Linked DNA regions of Homo sapiens: region 1 is linked to region 2. A link is a loop called in an ENCODE intact Hi-C map of the cell type or tissue named here. Cell type or tissue: PC-9. All regions are shown on one strand. Links, peaks and the distances in the headings refer to the core of each region. The heading gives the core; the rest is flanking DNA.

Evidence for each region. Hi-C counts contacts between places; a loop is a spot of excess contacts. Peaks named below come from ENCODE experiments on the same cell type or tissue, not always from the same donor. Only the 100,000 strongest peaks of a DNase experiment are listed, where the experiment ranks them.
Region 1: it touches region 2 in a loop (10-fold over the local background); 6 of 110 quality-filtered maps call a loop at or near these places.

The regions. Positions count from the first base shown.
Region 1 is chr7:130,412,512-130,425,399 of GRCh38, forward strand. CEP41 (centrosomal protein 41) reads right to left here. Exons shown (of 11, transcript NM_018718.3): 3 at 4,408-4,455. Among named protein-coding and RNA genes, the nearest start is that of CEP41, 22 kb to the right of the region's middle. In PC-9, for the core only: no CTCF peak of the experiment used is centred there; a DNase peak (open chromatin) is centred at 8,610; H3K27ac peaks cover 1,289 bases.
Region 2 is chr7:130,351,874-130,359,873 of GRCh38, forward strand. CPA5 (carboxypeptidase A5) reads left to right here. Exons shown (of 13, transcript NM_080385.5): 6 at 7,716-7,814. Among named protein-coding and RNA genes, the nearest start is that of CPA5, 11 kb to the left of the region's middle. RefSeq lists an enhancer at 375-1,021. In PC-9, for the core only: no CTCF peak of the experiment used is centred there; DNase peaks (open chromatin) are centred at 968, 4,498, 5,388, 7,768 and 1 weaker place; H3K4me3 peaks cover 1,132 bases; H3K27ac peaks cover 2,362 bases.

The sequences.
Region 1 (12,888 bases), core at 2,076-10,075, 63 kb after region 2:
TACCATTTTCCTTTAACTAAGCTGTCTCTACTTCGACCACATTGTACTCCACGCATTTTTGTAAGCCGCCTCAAATCCTTTTCAGAGTAAAGCAGGGAAGAAATGTCCGTGTTTTACAAATGAGGACAGAGACTCAGAGAGGCTGAGCTGCCCCAGCTCAAACAGCTGGTGAGACGTTCATGCCCCACTATTCTGACTCCAGCTTAAAAAGAAAGCAATATTATTCCTGCCATTACACACTATGCTGAAGCCACAGGACAACATTTCTAAGTGTATGCTGGGCACACAGCTGTGATTGGTTCTGATCATCTCTCAGCTTCTCTCCAACTTCACTCCAATAAAAATTAACCTACTTAGTTTCGCAAGATGAAAAAGTTCTGCAGTTCTGTTGTACAACAGTATGAAAATACTTAATGCCACTGACCTGTACACTTAAAAACCATTACGATGGTAGGTGTTATGTGTTCTTGTTTTTGTTGTTTACTACCATTTTATTTTATTTATTTTTATTTCTCTGTCGCCCAGGCTGGAGTGCAGTGGTGTGATCTCGGCTCTCTGCCACCTCCGCCTCTCAGGTTCGAGGGATTCTCCTGCTTCAGCCTCCCGAGTAGCTGGGATTACAGTTGCCCACCACCAGGCCTGGCTAATTTGTGTATTTTAGTAGAGACGGGGTTTCACCATGTTGGCCAGGCTGGTTTCGAGCTCCTGGCCTCAAGTGATCCACCCACCTCAACCTCCCAAAGTGCTGGGATTACAGGCGTGAGCCAAAGCGTCCGGCCCCACCATTTAAAAAAATAAAATAAAACCAACTTAGGCCAGGTTTGGTGGCTCATGCCTGTAATCCCAACACTCCAATTAATAATACAACTAATAATACAAAATACAACTAATAATACAAATCCCAACTAATAATACAAAAATTAGTTGGGCATGGTGGTGCACACCTGTAATCCCAACTACTCCAGAGGCTGAGGCATGAGAATCAATTGAACCTGGGAGGTGGAGATTGCAGTGAGCCAAGATTGCACTACCACATTCCAGCCTGGGTGAGAGTGAAACTGTGTCACAAAAAAAAAAACAAAAAAAAAACTTAAAACATCAATATTTATTCAGTGCTGTCTTGACAATTCTGAGCTATAACTCACATATAGGTACTTCTGCACTTGTGTTCATAATTCTTCCCATCACATTAAACAGTTATTAAAAACTAAGCCAGTTGCACTTTATCTATTATCTGTTCCATAGATACGTGTTAAAGGTTAGCTTCCTTAAACTGTTTTGAAGATGACAGTCAAATTCTGAATGGTTTTCAGTGTTGAACTCTGCCCGCCCTCATGCTTTCCTCCTCACCTAGGTTTTTATATTGGTACCCATGACTCTTTAACTGCTGCCTCATTATTTCAGAATTATTAAAGGTTAGCTGGTTAATTGCTATGGCCTTCACAGCATAAATGTCTCATAAACCAAGACTCCTAGCAACAAAGGAAAGGATTAAAAGTATTTAAGATTATTTACCTGGTGTAACTAATCACTTTCATGAATTTTCCAAAAACCAGCACAGACCTTAAGACTCAGAGTCGGGAAATGATACTACTTTAAAAACTAGCCTTCTGTAAATATATCAAGGCTTTTTAAAAATAGGGAATTAAACTTCTCTGTTCTAAAATGTCTTAAAGAGAGCAATTTGGCTAATAACAGACCATTACTTCTAGGAAATGCTTAGAGATGCTGCTTCTGGATACAACAAGGTAACAAACCTATATGCAGTGGAACTTCTAAAACCTGCCGGGATGCAGACCCAAATAGGCCGAGCTGAGGCTTTACAAAGTACAACCAAATAACTACAGTGTTCCTTTTGATTGCCACCAACTTGCCCACCAAAAGTCGTTTATGCAAATCAAAACAACAATAAATCAGCAAATGGAAACAGCCAACAGCTTTCAAGTAGTTTGCACTGTGACATTTATCCACTGATATTCTTTTGGTATGGTTACAAGGTTTAAAATGCTTCTAAGCATAAAATGTATACTTTAAAATCTCCTTTAACTAAACAAAGATTAATTTAAACAAACAAAAAAAAGACTGCTTTATTCTAAAGATTGGGATTTCTACTGTCTTCTGCACAAGCACTAGCAGCCCCCTACATATTTGAACCTGAACTCCACGTACCTGGTTCTGGTTTAGAAGGACAGCCGTCAGTAGGACTTTTTGACATGATTACTCAGAGATAAAAGATCAAACTAGATGTTCTACAGTAAGTTTAAATTTTTATAAAAAGGATGACTTGGAAGGCTCTGTCAGTCTGTCCTCGCAAGAGCGAACAGAGCTTTAAGAATGGAGCTTCTGCTATGTGTCTTCTCCCAAACTCTGTGTTGAAGACAATCCTAGTTTCAGATATGTTATCAAGGTGTGCTTCTCCAGTAAGTCTAGGTTCTAAGTCTGTCTCTCTCGAGTTACTGGAAGGACAGAGACCTGACTATCTAGGATGTTTCACACTGGGTCCAACTAGTGTCATCTAACCACCAGAAACCAAGAATGGGCTTTGTAAATTGTCAATAGACATAGAGTGTCTATTTTCCCCAGGTAGAGTTGAAAGAATATTCAGATTACAAAGGATTTCTGCATTTTCAGGGTTCTGTTGAAATGCATTATTAGCAAAGGGAAGTTGGGTTCACAGTGGAAGACAAATCAAAGGAAGTAACAGAACAAGGTTTGTGGTTTCACAGAAAGAAATGGCATCTAAGGTAATCTGAGTAAAGTGATGGGTCTAGGGTATCAAGAAACAAGGGAATATTCTCCTCCCTTTCAACCCCAAATAATACTTACAACAGAAAATGGGGAAAGAGAAGGAAATATCTTCTAAAATGTAGATGCCAAACCAGAATCTAAAGCAATTCTGTCAGGGAATCAGCACAAAGTGTGTGAAATGGGGTAACAGGAATCTCCTGCTCTACTAAAAGGAAGCCCTCCACTCCTACAGAGGGAAAGTGAAGCAAGCATTTTTCAAGGTTCTGTTCCAAGGGTATTGTTCTGGGAGATCACCTCCACGTAAGGTTTAGATATTAAAGAAACCACATCGTACTTTGAAGAAATGTTTTAAGTGAGGTTATGGCAACCTGGGCAGAGTGGGACATTTTTATGGGACAAATTTCTAGTGAGGACATGTGAACTCACACTCAGCTGCAAATGGATGAGAGGTGACAGAGACGACAAACCCAAAAAGAAGCAGGCCAGCTGGATTCTGCCTGTCTTGGATGAGTCAAGGATGGCAACAATGAAGTGTAGGTGAGTAAATGCGATCTTTCTCCAGAGTTTAAAAGTATATATTTTATATAGATATTTAAAATACATATACTTATGTAATATAAAATGTTCAGGAAGAAAAGAGAAGGATACTGTGGCATTACATATTTTTAAGAAGTTTGTAGCATTAGCCCTTATAGCTGAACATGGCAAATGAAAACACAGCATAAAGCAGCTCCTGAGTCCACATCTATTGGTTGGGGTTTCCCAATATTGCAGCAATTCAAATGGAACTTTGATTTCAAATAAAAGGTCTGCTGTGTAAAAGAAGAAAATGTTCTGATGTATTCTGGATGTGCAATTTTATCTTCCAAGAAGATGTACATTACCAGAGCCAAGTCCTGAACTATGATTAATCAGAGTACCTCTTTACCACCATTAACTAAATATCCCCTAGCACTGGGTTCTCTTATTCAAGATATGAGCAAATCCATCTTAGAAAATAGATGTTTCTACTTCTTCCTTAATTCTGGCCTTGAAGTATACACTTTACATCAGTTTTGGATGCAGACTGAAAAATTATGATTTTGTGCAAGGGCAATGCACTCAATGACTGGTAACATATCTTTGCAGATAAGTTTTTTAAAAGGATGTAGATGAAATATGATTTTTAATTAAAAGAAAACAGACTGCAATGAATTGATAATGCATAACACTAAGTTCTCACGTCCCTGTCTTCCATGAATACTCTCATTTATACACACAAGAATGTTCTGAAGGAAGATATTATTACCCCCTATCTCAAATAGAGACAAAATAAGACAGAAAAGATGAAATATCTTGAAGAAGGGCATGAAGACTGCAGTACAATGACACTAGAAGCTTAAGCAGAGCTCATTCCACCAGATCTGACTCTGCAGGCCAACACTAATGTCTCCTATGGGATGGAAATAGGGCAGAATTTAGGCCTACAGGCCACAATCTGAGAAGCAGCCCAGTACAGCACCCAGGATCTCCCACAGCCCTTGAGGCACCTGCTAGGCTTATCGGACCATCCATAGCTCTCTGTGCCTGTCACCTGTGGAACACAATTGTTAGTTAAGAACCAATTTATAGAACAACTATAGACTTCCACTCTCCCAAACCATCAAGAGTGTTACTTACTTTTCTTAATCTCTTCGAGCTTCTCAGTATATTTAGTCATACTGTTACCTAAAAAGAAAATAAGGGGTTTTAGATATACTTTAAATGGAAGCAAATGAGTAACACTGTGGAAACAGAATGGAGGAAAAGTATCCCCTAAGCTTTCCTATCCTGTTCTTAGGGGATTCTGGACAGCAGCAAACAGGCCACACACAGTAAAATCTTTTGGATAATACAGCGTTATTAAAAGTTGCAGAGCCGAGGGAAATGTTTTGGTAGAATGTGTTTAAGCTGGGATGCATACCCCCAAAACATTGACAAGTTCCAGGAGATACAGATGATCATTTTCTATCAGTTTGTTTTTCAAGTCTAGGCTTTCCTCCTCCTTTTATCTCCCCTGCCCCCGCTGACGATCTTTTTGTGGGGAAGATACACAGAAGAGGAGCAAAAAGGAGGCAGTGTTCTTTGAGTGTCTAAAATGTGCCTTTGTGGTTACCCAAGCAACTCTCTCCTCTCGGCTTTGTCTTCACAGTTTCCTTCTCTTTCCTGAACTTACTCTTCTACCGTTCATGCTCACGTTGCAGTCTGAACTAGACTACACAGTCTACACACTAGTATTCACCATAGATTTGATGTGCTGAGAAATAACAGCAGATTCTTGAAACTGCAGAGAGGCCCCAGCCCTCATGTTTTATAGTATGTTTCTATAATACTAGTACTGGCCAAGGTGGTTTGGAGGTTTTCAGACTTAAAAAACTCAGCCAGGAACCTTCTGGTTTCCAACTCAATTCTAGCTGTCAAGCCAGGGGCTATTATATTTTACTGGGTATGCTTCGATTTGATTCAATTCAACGCAGGAAGCTCTTTCTGTCACCTAAAAGGTATGGCAAAAGGAAAACATTCAAAATAATTTCTCATTTCTAAAACTGTGCTCCTAACTTTTTAAGCCTGGAGAGGATCTAGTCAGATGCAGCCCCAACATCAGATAAAAGAAATGCTTTCAATTAATAGTAGCATGAACTGACATTTTCAAGGACTATTCTGAACTTTTCTTCATGTTTGGGTCAGAAGCAGAAAAAGAAAATCCTTGCTCTGAAACCCAAAATACATTTTCAAAAAAACAACTTATTTCATTGGCTATTATTAAATCTTTACCATGAATTCATCATGGAATAAAAATCCACCATTGTTTTCTTTTCTTTTCTTTTCTTTTTTTTGGTGTTAAGACATACACTCTCTGTATCCAGGACCAGAAAGGAGGATTCAGAGCAGGCCTGGACCTGGAAGTTCCAAGAGAAATGAAGGCAGTCAGGGCTGCCAGGAAGGCCTAAGCCTTCTCAAGAGAGACACTGAATACCTCTTAGAAGAGGCCCAAATATCACCAAGATTAGAACCAAATACAGTCTTTCCTAGGTTCTTCAAACTGCAATTGACCCGAGATGTGACCAGATCTTCAGAGCAGAAGCCACAATTTCTTCCTGGACACACATCTCTCCTGCCCACTGCAACTCTGAACTCAGGCGTGGACTTGCCTGGTCAATACAATGGCGGAAGAAGACGGCAAATCAGTATGCTGTTCAGCTTCCCAAGTCTCATTCTTAAAATATTTTACCCAGTAGCTTTAGGTTATATGTCCCTGAGTCACCCACAGTTGCATGTTATTGACGTGGCAGGTAGTTTCTTTCGGCTAGGGAAGCTTTAGGCAATCTAGTCAGAAAATGAGGGACAAAAAGGAACACCTGATTTGTCTGGTGGCATGGCAAGTTAGTAACTAAGCCAGGATTCGCATTTCCAACCTCCTGAAAAACACATCTTTTTTTGTTGTGTTGTTGTAAAAAAACACAATTAATCATGAGGTAAATTTGTAGGAAATGCTACTTCCTTAATAGTGAGAGGTGGGGATCATCTTGTGTTGTAAATTCCCTGAAGAATGGAAAACACTAGCCAACCTTATTTATCCAGTCTTTATTATTGAAACACTGCATTTCCAAACCACAACCTTATTTATCCAGTCTTTATTATTGAAACACTGCATTTCCAAACCACAACCTTATTTATCCAGTCTTTATTATTGAAACACTGCATTTCCAAACCACAGTGGTTTCTACTAACAAAGTGTCTACACTTCATTTCTCCATTAATTACAAACATTTCAGGGTAATTACACTTAACACTTTATTTTGTATCAGCTGACCCTCACCACAATGCAGGGAGGTAGGCCATCATGCCCTCTATTTGTTTTCCCCCTAAAGGAGAAGGCTGAGAAACAAGTTTTTTGCAATTATACAAATATTTGGTGAAATTCAGACCAAATCTGAGAGGACTACTGATGAGTTCTTTTCACTATAGACATTCATTCTATCCAAGAATGGGGAAAAAAGGAGAATGGAGGATTTCTTCCTTGCTTTAATTGGACAAATGAGATAGCAGGATGGCTGACACAAAAATACCCCTAAAAATGGTTTGAGAAAGTATGAAAAGTAGCATTTTTATCCCACTGTGTAAACTGCTTACATCTTAACTATGCAGCCTATCTTACTGTATCTAATTGCATCTGAAGATAGTTTCTGACTACCTTTTAAAAAGATTGGAAATGAATCCATTTCATAATTCACTTATTTATAAACATGGCTTTGTTTCATACAAAAGAAGCCTAAAAGACTATCCAAGAACCAATTTTTTTTAAAAAAAATTGAAATTACACATTACTGCCAGATACATTTTCCCAGATAAGACTTTTTGATCAAAAAGAAAAAAAAAAGTCAGTGGCTCCCCATTGCTTCCTAACTAAAGCTGAAACTCCTTGCTCTAGCACTGGACACCAACTCACTACCTCTTAATGTTGCCTTAATTACTTAACTTGACAAACTCTTAGTCTTGCATTCTCTAACGTATCACCTTGCCACATACTCGTAAGAGCTCACTCAGCAGGAAGTGACCTTTCCCTCCTCTGAGCCTCTATAGCACTCGGCTTACAACTCACAAGGCATTTATCACTGTATTGTCTTACCTACCTTACTAGACAGAAAGCCAAGGACTATTTATGGGCACGTACACACACACACACACACACACGTATGAATAATCTTTATCCCTTCCATTGTCTAGCATAGGAGACACTCAAAAATACTTGCTGAATGATGGTCAGGTGCACTGGATCATGCCTGCAATCCCAGCACGTTGGGAGGCTGAGGAGGCAGGATTGCTTGAGCCCAGGAGTTCCGGACCAGCCTGGGCAAAATAGTGAGACCTCGTCTCTACAAAACACACACATACACAAAAACTAGCCAGGCATGGTGGCACATCCCTGTAGTCCCAGCTACTTGAGAGGCTGAGGTAGGAGGATCCCCTGAGCCCAGGAAGGGGAGGTTGCAGTGAGCAAGAATGCGCCACTGCACTACAATGCGGGTGACAGAGTGAGACTCTATCTCAAAAAAAAAAAAAAAAAAAAAAATGGCCAGGTGTGATAGCTCACACCTGTAATCCCAGCACTTTGGGAGACTGAGGTGGAAGGATTGCTCGAGGCCAGGAGTTCAAGACCACCCTGGCCAACACAGTGAGAGCCCATCTCTACAATAAATAAATAAATAACTAGACCTGGCACAGTGGCTCACGCCTGTAATCCCAGCACTTTGGGAGGCCGAGGCGGGAGGATCACAAGGTCAGGAGTTCGAGACCAGCCTGACCAACATAGTAAAACCCCGTCTCTACTAAAAATATAAAAATTAGCCAGGCATGGTGGTGCGCACCTGTAGTCCCAGCTACTCAGGAGGCTGAGGCAGAAGAATCGCTTGAACCTGGGAGGCAGAGGTTGCAGTGAGCCAAGATCACGCCACTGCACTCCAGCTTGGGCAACAGAGCGAGACTTCATCTCAATAAATAAATAAATAAATAAATAGGAAAAATACACATTTGCTGAATGAAATTTACTATGGAGATCTACTAACTGAAAAATCCTTATAATGAGTTATTTTATAATGCAAATACTTCCCAATTTGGTCTGAGTTTCTGCACACCTGATTTTCTTTAAACTATGTACAACTTGACTTATATACAGTATATGTTATGTGCTACATATATGACTCATATTGCTTCACGACTTAAGCAACCTATAAATGTATAAGGTAGCATTTAGCTTCTACTTTGTTTACTTACAACTAAAGTTGTGATAAAAGATATATAACAAAACTTTACAATTAGAATCAAGAGGAAGAAACAACCCGACTATAGCAACAGTGCTGTGCAAACACAGAGTGCAACTGATTCAGTGAATGAGTCATTCATTAGATTTTTTCCATTGTTTTCCTATAATTTAATAACATTATTTATACTGAGCCAATAAGAAAAGCAAGTGATTTTGTGCAGCAGTAATCTAAAGTAGATGAGATTTATAAGGCACGAACTCAGTTGCTAAGAGACAACTCCATGGCTTTATTTTTCTTCAATATTTCCCTCCTCTATGGAGAAGTTCTCTTGGCTTGGAAGAGCAGAAAGCATGAAAAGAGGCACAGTGGTCCTTTGTTAACCTCAATAAGTGATATGTGTGTATAGTGCTTTCTGGTTTATAAAAGCCTTTCACATATATTTCTTCCTTTGACGGAAGAAACAGAATTAAACAACAAATAAAAATGAAGAGTACCTAGTCTATAATGAGTTTGATGCTTACAGTCAAGGCTATTAGCAAATATTCAGGAAAAGTAAAGCCTAAAGAAGAAAAGAGGGAATGAATAGTTTGTCTAGAGATAATAAAAGGAAGGTGAATTTTTAAAAAGACAAAAATAAGGCTAGAAAAGACTGAGTGGAGAAAGCCTACAGAATTTCAGAAAGCTAAAGAAATTGGAAATTAGATTGAATATAGATAGAAATGGGAGGACAATGCAGCCAATGAAAGACTGTGGGGACTAATAAAGGGAGAGCCCTGTGGTTTGGAAAGTGTCCCTTAATCAGCCTGCAGTGCTGCAAAACAGAAACCCAGAGAGGGTGCTTGAGAATATACAAGAACCCTGCGGTGGTGACTGAACAAAACGCAGCCAGGGATTTCATCAGAAGCATAATCCATTCATGGCACAGTCTGGCAGTGCTGGGGAGCTGGTAAGATACACACAGGCACCTATGGAACAAAAGAAATATTTGAAGTTCAAAATAATTCTGAGATTTCTAGCCATGGCTGCACTCAGTGTTTGAGTTCATATGAGAAGCAGAGCCAGAGGTATAAAAACAAAAAATAATCTTTAACCAGGAGGAAGATAGCAGTCTTTGAAGAACTCAGTAGAATGTGATTTGGGTGAAGACAGGAGATATCACGAAATTCTTGATTTCTTGTGATTACTCTGAATTGCTTGCTGTTTGGTAAGAAAAGATGAAAGACCCATCTATTTAGCCTAAAAATGAGAAATGCTCACTCATTCCTGTGCCTATTTCCAATGCTCTGACTGCAGAGCTTAAAAACAAACCACAGGTAGAAACTCTGTACTCTTACTTGGGCTATAAGGTCCCTTTTCTGTTTTCTTAACTCCTCACCCTTTTCACCTCATGATACACATACAATGATAAAATGTGGATACAATGCTGGGTTTGGGTTGATCCAGGCCCTGTTGGCTAAAGGGCTGCAGGGATCTGTACCCTGGCACATAATGCATAGGCTGCTGCACACCAGGTAGAAAACTTTTTCTGAATACACAGGGAGGTAAGTCACAAAAATGCACAGAAATATAAGCATTAAAATAAAAATCTCTCCCCTAAACTGACTTTAGAATAATTTCTAAATTTGAAACAACAAAAAAAATCGAACACTAGAATAAGATTTCTCTCCCACACTGACTTTAAAATACTGTGAGTTTTAAGCAATGAAACACACTTTGGCCCTTCCAAAAGCTTTACAAGACTAGTTTGGGAGACTTCTGCTTCCAGAAAGATGGGGTAGATGTACTTAGCTACTCCTCCAGCTAAGAAAAAGAAAACCCTCGATAACCCACAGAATGGGAGAAAATATTTGCAAATCATATTTCTGACAAGACTCTAGTATCCAGAATATATAAAACAACTCTTTTTTTATTTTTATTTTTTGGAGACGGAGTCTCGCTCTGTCACCGAGGCTGGAGTGCAGTAGCGCCTTCTTGGCTCACTGCAGCCCCCGCCTCCTGGGTTCAAGCGATTCTCCTGCCTCGGATTCCCAAGTAGCTGGGACTACAGGTGCACGCTGCCATGCCTGGCTAATTTTTTTGTATTTTAGTGGAGACAGGGTTTCACCGTATTGCCCAGGCTAGTCTTGAACTCCTGAGCTAAGGCAATCCACCTGCCTCGGCCTCCCAAAGTGCTGGGATTACAGGTGTGAGCCACTGCGCCCAGCCAAAAGAACTTTTATAACTCAACAAATAAGAAGAAAAATAACCCAACATAAATATGGGCAAATGATTTGAATAGACATTTCTCCATAAGAGATATACAAATACCAAAAAGCACATAAAAAGGTGCTCAAACATTATCAGTCATTAGGAACATGAAAATCAAAGCCATAATAATATACCACTTCATGCCCACAAAGATGGTAATCAAAACGATGAACAATAACAAGCATTGGTGATGATGTGGAGAAAATAGAGCCCTCCTACATTGCTGCTGGGAATGTGAAGTGGTGTGGCTGCTGTGGAAAACAGTTTGGCAGTTCCTCAAAAAATTAGACATACAGTTACCATATGAAAAGCAATTCAAGTCCTAGGTATATGCCCAAGAGAATTAAAAACACATGTTCACACATAAATTTGTACACTGATGTTCTTAGCAGCACTATGTCCAGTAAGTGTAAACAACCCGAATGTCCATCAACTGATGAGTGGGTAAACAAAATGTGGAATAGCTATACAACAGAAGATTATTTGGCAATAAAAAGGAATGAAGAACCGACACATACTACAGCATACATGAATCTTGAAAACATTTCACTAAGTGAAAGAAGCCAGACATAAAAGGCTACATACTGTATGATTGCATCTACACGAAATGTTCAGAATAGCCAAATCCATAGATAGAGAAAGTAGATTAGTGGTTACTCAACATAGTAAATATGTCAATTCTCCCCATGTTGACAAACAGGCTTAATGCAACTCCTATCAAAATCACAGCATTTAAAAAGTAAATGTAAATATGATTATTCTAAAATTCATATGGAAAGGCAAGGGAATTAAAATAGCTAAAATAACTGTATAAAGAAAAAGAAAGGCTGGGCACTGTAGCTCATGCCTGTAATTTCAGCACTTTGGGAGGCCGAGGCAGGTGGATCACTTGAGGTCAGACGTTCATGACCAGCCTGGCCAACATGGTAGAACCTTGTCTCTACCAAAAAATACAAAAATATTAGCCGGGCATGGTGGCGCCCGCCTGTGATCCCAGCTACTTGGGAGGCTGAGGTGGGAGAACTGCTTGAGCCCAGGAAGTGGAGGTTACAGTGAGCCAAGATCACAGCACTGCACTCCAGCCTGGACTACAGAGTAAGACCCTGTCTCAAAAAAAAAAAAAAAGAAAAAGAAAGTGGGCATAGTCAGTTTAACCAATTTTAAGTATCCAATTTACTATACAGCTATAGTAATCAATATTAGGATATTGGCAGAAGGCAGACACATGGATCATGGGATCAGAATAGAGAACCCAGAAATAGACCCACGTAAATATGCCCAACTGATTTTTGACAAGGGTGAACACGTAATTAAATAGAGAAAAGGTAACCTTTTTAACAAATGGCACCAGACCAATTGAATATCCGTAAGCAAAAACTTAGTCTTGATGTGAGTCACATCTCTTATACAAAAATTACCTCAAAGTTTATCATGAACTTATATATAAAACTTTTAGAAAAAAAATCATGGTAGAAAAAAAAATCATTGGGATCGAGGCCAGGCAAAGACTTTTTAGACTAGACAACAAAATAATGATCCATAAAAGGAAAAGCTGATAAAATGGACCTCATCAAAATTAAAAACTTTTGTTCTTCCAAAGACCCTGTTAAGAGGATGAAAAGACAAGTTATGAACTAGGAAAAAATATTTGCAAACCATATATCTGACAAAGGATCAGTAGCTAGAATGTATAAGGAGCTCTCAAAATTCAACAGTAAAAAAGCAAACAAACGAATTAGAACATAGGCAAAAGATATGAACAGGTATTTCACCAAAGAAGGTATACAGAAAACAAACAAGCACATGAAAAGATGTTCACTATTACCACAGGAAAATGCAAATTAAAACTGCAATGGGCTGGGTGCGGTGGCTCATGCCTGTAATCCCAGCCAAGGCGGGTGGATCACTTGAGGCAGGAGTTTGAGACAAGCCTAGCCAACATGACAAAACCCATCTCTACTAAAAATACAAAAATTAGCCAGACATGGTGGTGCGCACCCGTAATTCCAGCTACTTGCAAGGCTAAGGCAGGAGAATCGCTTGAACCTGGGAGGCAGAGGTTGCAGCGAGCCAAGATCATGCCACTGCACTCCAGCCTGGGTGACGGGAT
Region 2 (8,000 bases), core at 1-8,000:
TGCTGAATGACTTGCTCGGTTGGGGAGTTCAGGACAGGCACAACCTTATTCACATGTGGGTCTTTGTTCCTCTGGCCCCCTCCCCTCAGCCAAGGTTCAGCTCCACGCTCCGTGTCAATCTTCCTACCCCAGTACCTACCATAGGACCTGCTGCTTCGTTGAGGCTTGATAAATGTCAGTGGAACTAATAGACATTCATTAGGAGGAGGAAAGGAAAGAGGAGTGGTCGTGTTTGGTGGCTAGGACCAGGCTGGAAAACCTCGATGCTGGTTTTTACTTTGGCCAGAGGCAGGGGAGATTTTGGAATCTCTCCCTCCCTCTGCCCTGTGATCAGAGGGATGCTTGAGAAACATGAGGCAGGGCCATTCATTCCACTCCCAGACACAGAGAGCCCTACTGTGTGCTGTGCATCGGGCAAGGGGCTGGAAACACAGAGATAAAAAACTTGGCCCTGTATCCAGGACAGCTGGAGGGTCGCGGGGGCCGGGGATGGAGGGGGGTAAATCGGTGGTTACAATGGAGTGGATGAGCGACTGATGGAGTGAGGGCGGTTGCTATGGGAGCGCATACAAGAGGCACTGCACGCCGTGCTTCTGAGAAGGCGGTAATTACGGTGCGCTGAAGAGCAGGTGAGGGGGGGCTGGCCAGAGGAAGGGGGGCCCCCACCCCGATTGGTGATGAAGCCAGACCCCATCACAAAGAGTGCCCTCCACCATGTGACGAGGTCAGGATTTTATCCTGACAACTAGGGGGGAGTCATGGGAGGTGCTTTCACATGATCAGATTTGCATTTCAGAAACACCACCCTGACAGTGACAGTGTTGAGTTGGGGACAGGACCAGGGAGAGACTGACAGGCAGGAGGGTGGTGAGGAAATTGCAGTGGGCCAGGCAAGAAATTATCTGATTCCGAGCGAGCTCTATTTGCATTTAATTTTTCTTCACCTCGTTCTTTTCAGCCCTTTGGTTTTTTTTTTTATTTTTTCCCTAGGATGAGTCACCATGGAAAAACTTCACTTGAGCAATCAGCTCTGTGGCTTTTAATGGCTTTTTTTCTGATTACAAAATTAATAAATATTCATGTTAGATAATTTGGAAAATAGTGGAAAGCACAAGGAGAAAACAAAAATCACCCATACTCTGACCATCTAGAGCAGAATACAATTGAGTGTAAATACTGCGTTGCCAATTTCCCTCGCCCTAGTGGATCACTCTCATCACCATGCAAATACAGTTATTTCTCCCATTTAAAAAAACCCTCTCTTGATCCCTTCCCTCTCCCCTCCAGCCATCACCCCATTTTTATGCTTCCCCATAGACTGAAACTCCTGAAAATACTGACTCTCCCTGTCATCTCCATCCCTGTCCGCCAGCAGGCTGCCCACCCCCTCACTTCACCAAAGCTTCCCTCGACAATGTCACACGCAACTTCCAGATCCAACCCGATGGCCGACTCTCAATGTTCCTCTTCCAACAGCACAACTGGTCACTCTCTCCTTCCTGGAGCCTGTCTCTTCCCCTGGCATCCAGGACTTCTGTGTTCTGTCTCCAGCCAGCACCTCCTCTCCTGGATCCAACCGCCTACTCAGTGTTTCCACCTGGGGGTGCAATGGGCATCTCCAACTTTCCAGGTCCAGACCAAGCTCCCCTGGCCCTTCATCGGTGCCTCCACAGCCCTCTTTATCTCAGGAAATGGCAACACCATCCTTCCAGTCACTCAGACCAGAAGCTGGGAGCCATTCTTGACCCCTTCCTCAAACTCCCCATCAACAACAGATTTATCGCTGCCTTCAGAATGGATCTTAGCACATCCCACACCACCCCCGAGGGCCCATGCGCCATCTCGTCCCTCACCTGGGTTCTTCCAGTTGCTTTCTAACTGCTCTCCCCCATTCTCCACCTTGATTCCTTATTACCTAATCTCAAAACAGCAGCCAGAAGAGTCCTTTAAAACTATTGCAAATTCAAGCATGTTGTTCCTCTGCTTAAAACCCAACTAATTTGGAGTAGAAGCCAAAGCCCTTGCAATGGTCATAAGGCTTTTCATTTTATTGTATTTATTTATTTTGAGACAAGATCTCACTCTGTTGTCTAGGCTTAAGTGCAGTGGCACGATCATGGCTCACTGCAGCCTCGAACTCCCAGGCTCACTCCATCCTCTCGCCTCAGCCTTCTAAGTACAGGCCCTGGGACTACAGGCCCATGTCACCATACCCAGCTAATTTTTGTATTTTTTGTAGAGATGGGGTCTGATTATGTTGCCCAGGCTGCTCTTGAACTCCTGGGCTCAGGCAACCCGCCAACCTCGAGCTCCCAAAGTGCTGAAATTACAGGTGTGAGCCACCACGCCAGACTGCTCATCTTATTTTAAATTGTACCCTTCTTCCCCACTTCTCCAACTTCCTCTTTCTTTCCCATTTCACTCTTGTTGACATTTACCTTTTTCTCATTGCTTATATAATTTAATTCTTTACTTCTTTAAATTATTATCTTGCTAGCTGAAGAGTACAGTTTTTATTTGTTTATTTGTTTTCTTTTTGAGACAGGGTCTCACTCCCTCACCCAGGCTGGAGTACAGTGGCATGATCTCGGCTCACTGCAGCCTCCACCTCCCAGGCTCAAGCAATTCTCATGCCTCAGCCTCCCGAGTAGCTTGGATTACAGGCACACACCACCACCCCTGGCCAATTTTTGTATTATTATTATTAATTTTTTTTTTAAAGTAGAGACAGGGTTTCACCATGTTGGCCAGGCTGGTCCCAAACTCCTGGCCTCAAGTGATCCACCTGCCTCAGCCTCCCAAAGTGCAGGGATCATAGGCGTGAACCACGAGAGGTTTTTTTGTTTGTTTGTTTTTGTTTTTTAAGATGGGGTTTTGTTATATTGCCCAGGGTGGAGTAAAGTGGCTATTCACAGGCACAGTCATAGCGTACTGCAGCCTTGAACGCCTGGGCTCAAGAGATCCTCCTGCCTCAGCCTCCCGAATGGCTGGGACTGCAGGCGTGCACCACCATGCCTGGCTTGAATAGCAGAGTTTTAAAGGTAGAAATGCTGTTGGCTGGTCTGTGGGTGAGTGGCAGCTCCAGAGAGGAGAAGAAGACAACAGGAAAGATTGCAGGAGAAGCCAGGGAAGACAGCAGCAGTGATGGGCAAGACCCTAAGAGAGATGGAGGCTGCCTGCATCATGGGGGTAGGGACAGAAGAAGAGGACCCAGGCCCCTCTGTTGGGCCCCATGAAAGTCAGGTGCTGACTGACTCCCCCAGATGACCATTAATGGGGGCTTTCTGCCCTCCAAGTCCTACAGAAGCTATCCTACCTCTGGAGAAACCCAGACTTCCTGGTCATGCCTTGTAATGCTCCATCACAGAGCCCTGGAGTCACCCCAAAGTTATTATCACCCTCCTTATCATTGTCACACTCCTCCTCATCATCATAGCTAACATTCACTAGCATTTACTACATGCCTGGCAAAAGTCTAAGCATTTAGCATGTATTAACCCTTCTAATCCTCATGAGAACATTGGTGTGTGTGTGTGTGTGTGTGTGTTTGTGTGATGGAGTCTTGCTCTGTCGCCCAGGCTGGAGTGCAGTGGCACAATCGCCCCTAACTGCAACCTCCGCCTCCTGGGTTCAAGCAATTCTCCTGCCTCAGTTTCCCAAGTAGCTGGGCTTACAGGCGCGCGCCACCACGCCTGGCTGATTTTTGTATTTTTAGTAGAGACAGGGTTTTGCCATGTTGGCCAGGCCAGTCTTGAACTCCGGAGGCCTCAAGTGATCCATCTGCCTTGGCATCCCAAAGTGCTGGGATTACAGGTGTCAGCCACTGCGCCTGGCTCTCATGAGAACATTTTAAAGTATGTGATAAAGTATGTGATAACATGACCTCCATTTTACAATGGGGAAACTGAGGCACAGAGATGTTAGTAATTTGATGGAGTTGGTGGCAGGATCAGGGTTTAACCTGAGCTCCCGCACCCTCAGACTCCACTCTCAAGGCATCTGTCCCCTCAGTGGTCATCACTGTTGTCTGTGTGGCACTTTAACTTTGCCTTTTAGACAGGGAAGCCTTGTGGTTTGGCCTTGACCTCTGAGGGGGTCCATTCTGAAAACTTCAGATCAGCAGCCACCCCCCACATCCAGTGCCACAGGACTGGAGTTGCTACTGGCCACATAGCTGCTACTGCAGATGTTAGACCTGGAAGAGAAGGCCAGGAACGTGGGAGGAGAGGCAGCGGCTGCTGTCCCAGAGCCCCCAACCCACTCTGTTTCCATGAGCTGCGTCCATTTTGCATCTGTGGCTGGAGTTCGGCTGTGAGAGATCTGCTCTCCTCCGCCTCAGCTTCAGCACTGGGGCCCTGCTACCTCCTCCCCTGCCCAACCCGGGAGGACTGTTCTTCCCTTAGGGCCCCCATCCTTCCTTGACTCATCGTAAATTAATTCACACTGAGGTATTACTTTCCCTGTCAGGTTATGGCTTCCAGGGAGGCAGATGGCTTACTTCTGAGTTGGTTGGTTTCTTTGTTTTGTTGTTTTTTCCTGAGAAGCCTGACAGGGCTGTCATTAGGCATTCCTCAGCCTGTGGCCTGACCGCATTCTTCCGTCACCCATCCCCTTCCCCCAGCCCCAGGAATGGAGCAAACGCTGGTGCATTTTCCAGGCCAAGGCAGATTCCTGTTCCTGGAAGTGGGGCCAGCTGTGAGGGCTGAGAATTCCCAGTTTGAAAGAGGGTGTCACCTCCATTCACAAGGCTGTGAGGGTGTCTGGAAAGTTATTTGCAGTTTGGTGCTGACTTCCCATTTGCCTCCAAGCTCTTGTGTGGAACAAAGGACAGCCTCCTGGGTCCTGTCTTCCTGTGGGTGTCCCAGGCTGTGTAGGGAAAATTGAGTCTTCTAGTCCTTTCTTTTTCCGATTTCTCCTCCCTGTCCTCCACTTTCACCCCAACTTCAGGCTTCCACCAGATCCTTGGAGACCCTTTGCCTTGTCCTCACAGCTGGCAGGCTGCTGTCTTCCTTGCAGCTGCTCGTCACAGCTGATGGCACCAGGCACACAGTGGCTGGCACACATTGGTCATGGTAGGCTGTTGAGATTTGGGTCAGCTTCCTGGGAAGAAGACAAATTCCTTTTGTTAGAGCTTCCCAGAAGTGTTTGTGAAGGGCCAGAGAGGACCGGGGCTCCTCCGGCCACATCTAACTTACCCAGCAATCCCAGCTTTGCCCCTGGCCAGCTAGTGCAGCTGGAAAACATCGCAACTGTAATTGCCTCGCATGGAGTTGGTGCTCAAAAATAAAGTGAGCCCCAAACATCAATTTCCAGTCCCATTTTTAAATCTATGAACCTGAACGTTGTAAGCAAGCCAACTAGGCCTCGGGGATGAGTGAGTCATTAGGCATTGCCTCATCTGTGGCAGGTGGGGCGGGGAGGGACACCGCTCTTCCTGACGGGGGTGGAAGACTCCACAGCAGCCATTAGGGCTTTTGGTTTTGCTATTATTTATTCATTTAAAAGTTCTGGGCTGAGGTGGGTGCATCACCTGAGGTTGGGAGTTCAAGACCAGCCTGACCAACATGGAGAAACCCTGTTTCTACTAAAAATACAAAAAATTAGCCAGGCGTGGTGGTGCATACCTGTAATCCCAGCTACTCGGGAGGCAGAGGCAGGAGAATCGCTTGAACCTGGGAGGCAGAGGTTGCGGTGAGGCGAGATCACGCCACTGTACTCCAGCCTGGCCAAGAAGAGAGAAATTCCATCTCAAAAAAAAAAAAAAAGTTCTTATTGAAGTAGTATAAGCACATTGCCAAAATGTAAAAATAGAGGATAGAAAAAATTTACTCCAAATCTGCCTTCTTCTATCTTAGCAGGCATTGCGAATATTTTGGTTTATATTTTTGGGATTTTAGTATCTTGCATTCTTATGCTCAGGGGTCCTTGAGTTTTCATCATTGTAAAAATCTTTCAAATTGAAAGAATAGTACAATGGAGTTTTTAGCTGTTGTTAACACTTGCATGCTCTTTCTGTCTACACACATATGCATACACACAGACATAAACATATCTGTGTATGTGTGTGTTTTTGTGCCTCTGTGTGTGTGTGTGTGTGTGTGTGTGTGTGTGTGTGTGTGTTTAGAAATAGGGTGTCACTCTGTTGCCCAGCCTGGAGTACAGTGGTACGATCATAACTCACTCTCAATCATAGCTCACTCTAGCCTCCAACTCCCGGGCTCAAGCAGTCCTCCTGCCTCAGCTTAAGTAGATGGGACTGCGGGCATGCGTCACCAAGCCTGACTAATTTTTTAATTTTAATTTTTTGTAGAGATGGGGCCTTGCTTTGTTGCCCAGGCTGGTCTCAAACTCCTGGGCTCCAGCGACCCTCCTGCCTTGGACTCCCAAAGTGCTGCGTTTACAGGTGTGAGCCACCATGCCCAACCTGCATATGTGTTATTACTGTTGGCCTTTAGTTTTGATAGTTGGCCTTAAGGAACCCAAGGGTACAGACTAGAATGCCTGGTTCTTATCTCACCTCCACCACTTGTTAGCTTTGCCATTAAGTCCCTTTACCACTCCAATCTGCTTTAGCTCTAAAACAGAAATAGCTCATTTCTGTCCTGTTTTCAGGTCATCTGACCAGATCAAGTGAGATCATGAACATAAAGAAGCTTGGTCAACTAAGGCTCTAGCCCCAAATAAGTTATCAGCAAGACTTAGTTGTGGCCCAGTGCTGCAAACAAAGGGCAACTCGCGTTAATGAGGATGCTTTCTCAGCATCCTCTGTGGCAGACGACCTGAGTACTTCCCACACTGGACAGTCTGTGCTGAATCCTGGGGTGCCTTGGCTCCTGGATGCCATTATAAGGGCATGGGCTTGGGTGAAGGACACTAGCTCATCTCACTGTGACCCAAGCAGAGAAAAATGTCCCAAGATTATGTAGGTGGTCTGAGCAGTGAGTGAGTGGTTAACCCAACCAGGCATTATACTGCCCTCTGTATGGGCAGCGGGAAGTACCATGTAAGGCTTGAATGCTTGACTCCACGTTGATACCCAAGGACATTGCTTTTGGCTCATCAAGACTTGTGTTTAGGAGATAAGTGAAAGACCATTGGCACATTAATCATATTGATTTGGACTGACTTTGGCCATGCCTGGCTTTCTGAATGGCTTGGATACCAGTTGTCTAGGCTGTTTCCTAGAAGTGGAGTTAATGTTGGGGGTCAGAGGAACCCTCTGCTTCCCCCAGGGGGGTCAGTGCACATGGTTCACCTTGGGTCCTGACTCAACAGAGTGTTTATTAAGTGCAAAAGCAATGTTGGCAGTAGACTGTGAGCACCTTTTTTCCCCCAAAAACACCTTCAAATCCATTATTACATTTTATCCTATGAGGTGGCAAGGCAGATATTGCTTTCCCAATTTTCAAGCTGAGGAAACTAAGGCCACAGTAAATTCCACAGCCAGTTAGTGGCAGAGGCAGACCTAGAACCCAGCTCTCTGGACTCCTTGCCCTGTGATCATTTGGGAAATGGCAGCATGACTGCCAGCTTGCCAGGCAGAAGAATCAGCCAGCAACCTGGACCTTCCTTCTGTTGTGCAGTTCACACTCATGGTGGCTCATTCTCCTGTGTTGCTGCTGTCTTTATGCACAGCCAGTGGAGGCAGGGCTCAGAAGAGGCATAGCCAGCCCAGCTCTCCCCTTCCTTTCCAATATGTGTTCCCCATCACCCAGGTGCTGCTGGATGAGGAAAGACAGGCCATGGCGAAATCCCGCCGGCTGGAGCGCAGCACCAACAGCTTCAGTTACTCATCATACCACACCCTGGAGGAGGTAGGTCTGGCCGGGCAAGCTCTGGGCTCTCTTGTGTCTTTGGGCCCCTTAGGGTCTCCTGACTCAGTCAGAAACTAGTGAAGGACTCCAGGGTTTATGGGAAACTGTGACTGACACTTAGGGACTGTACAGCAGACATTAGGTTAAGGTCTGTTAGGCAGAGAGTCATATTCAAAGAGATCTGGA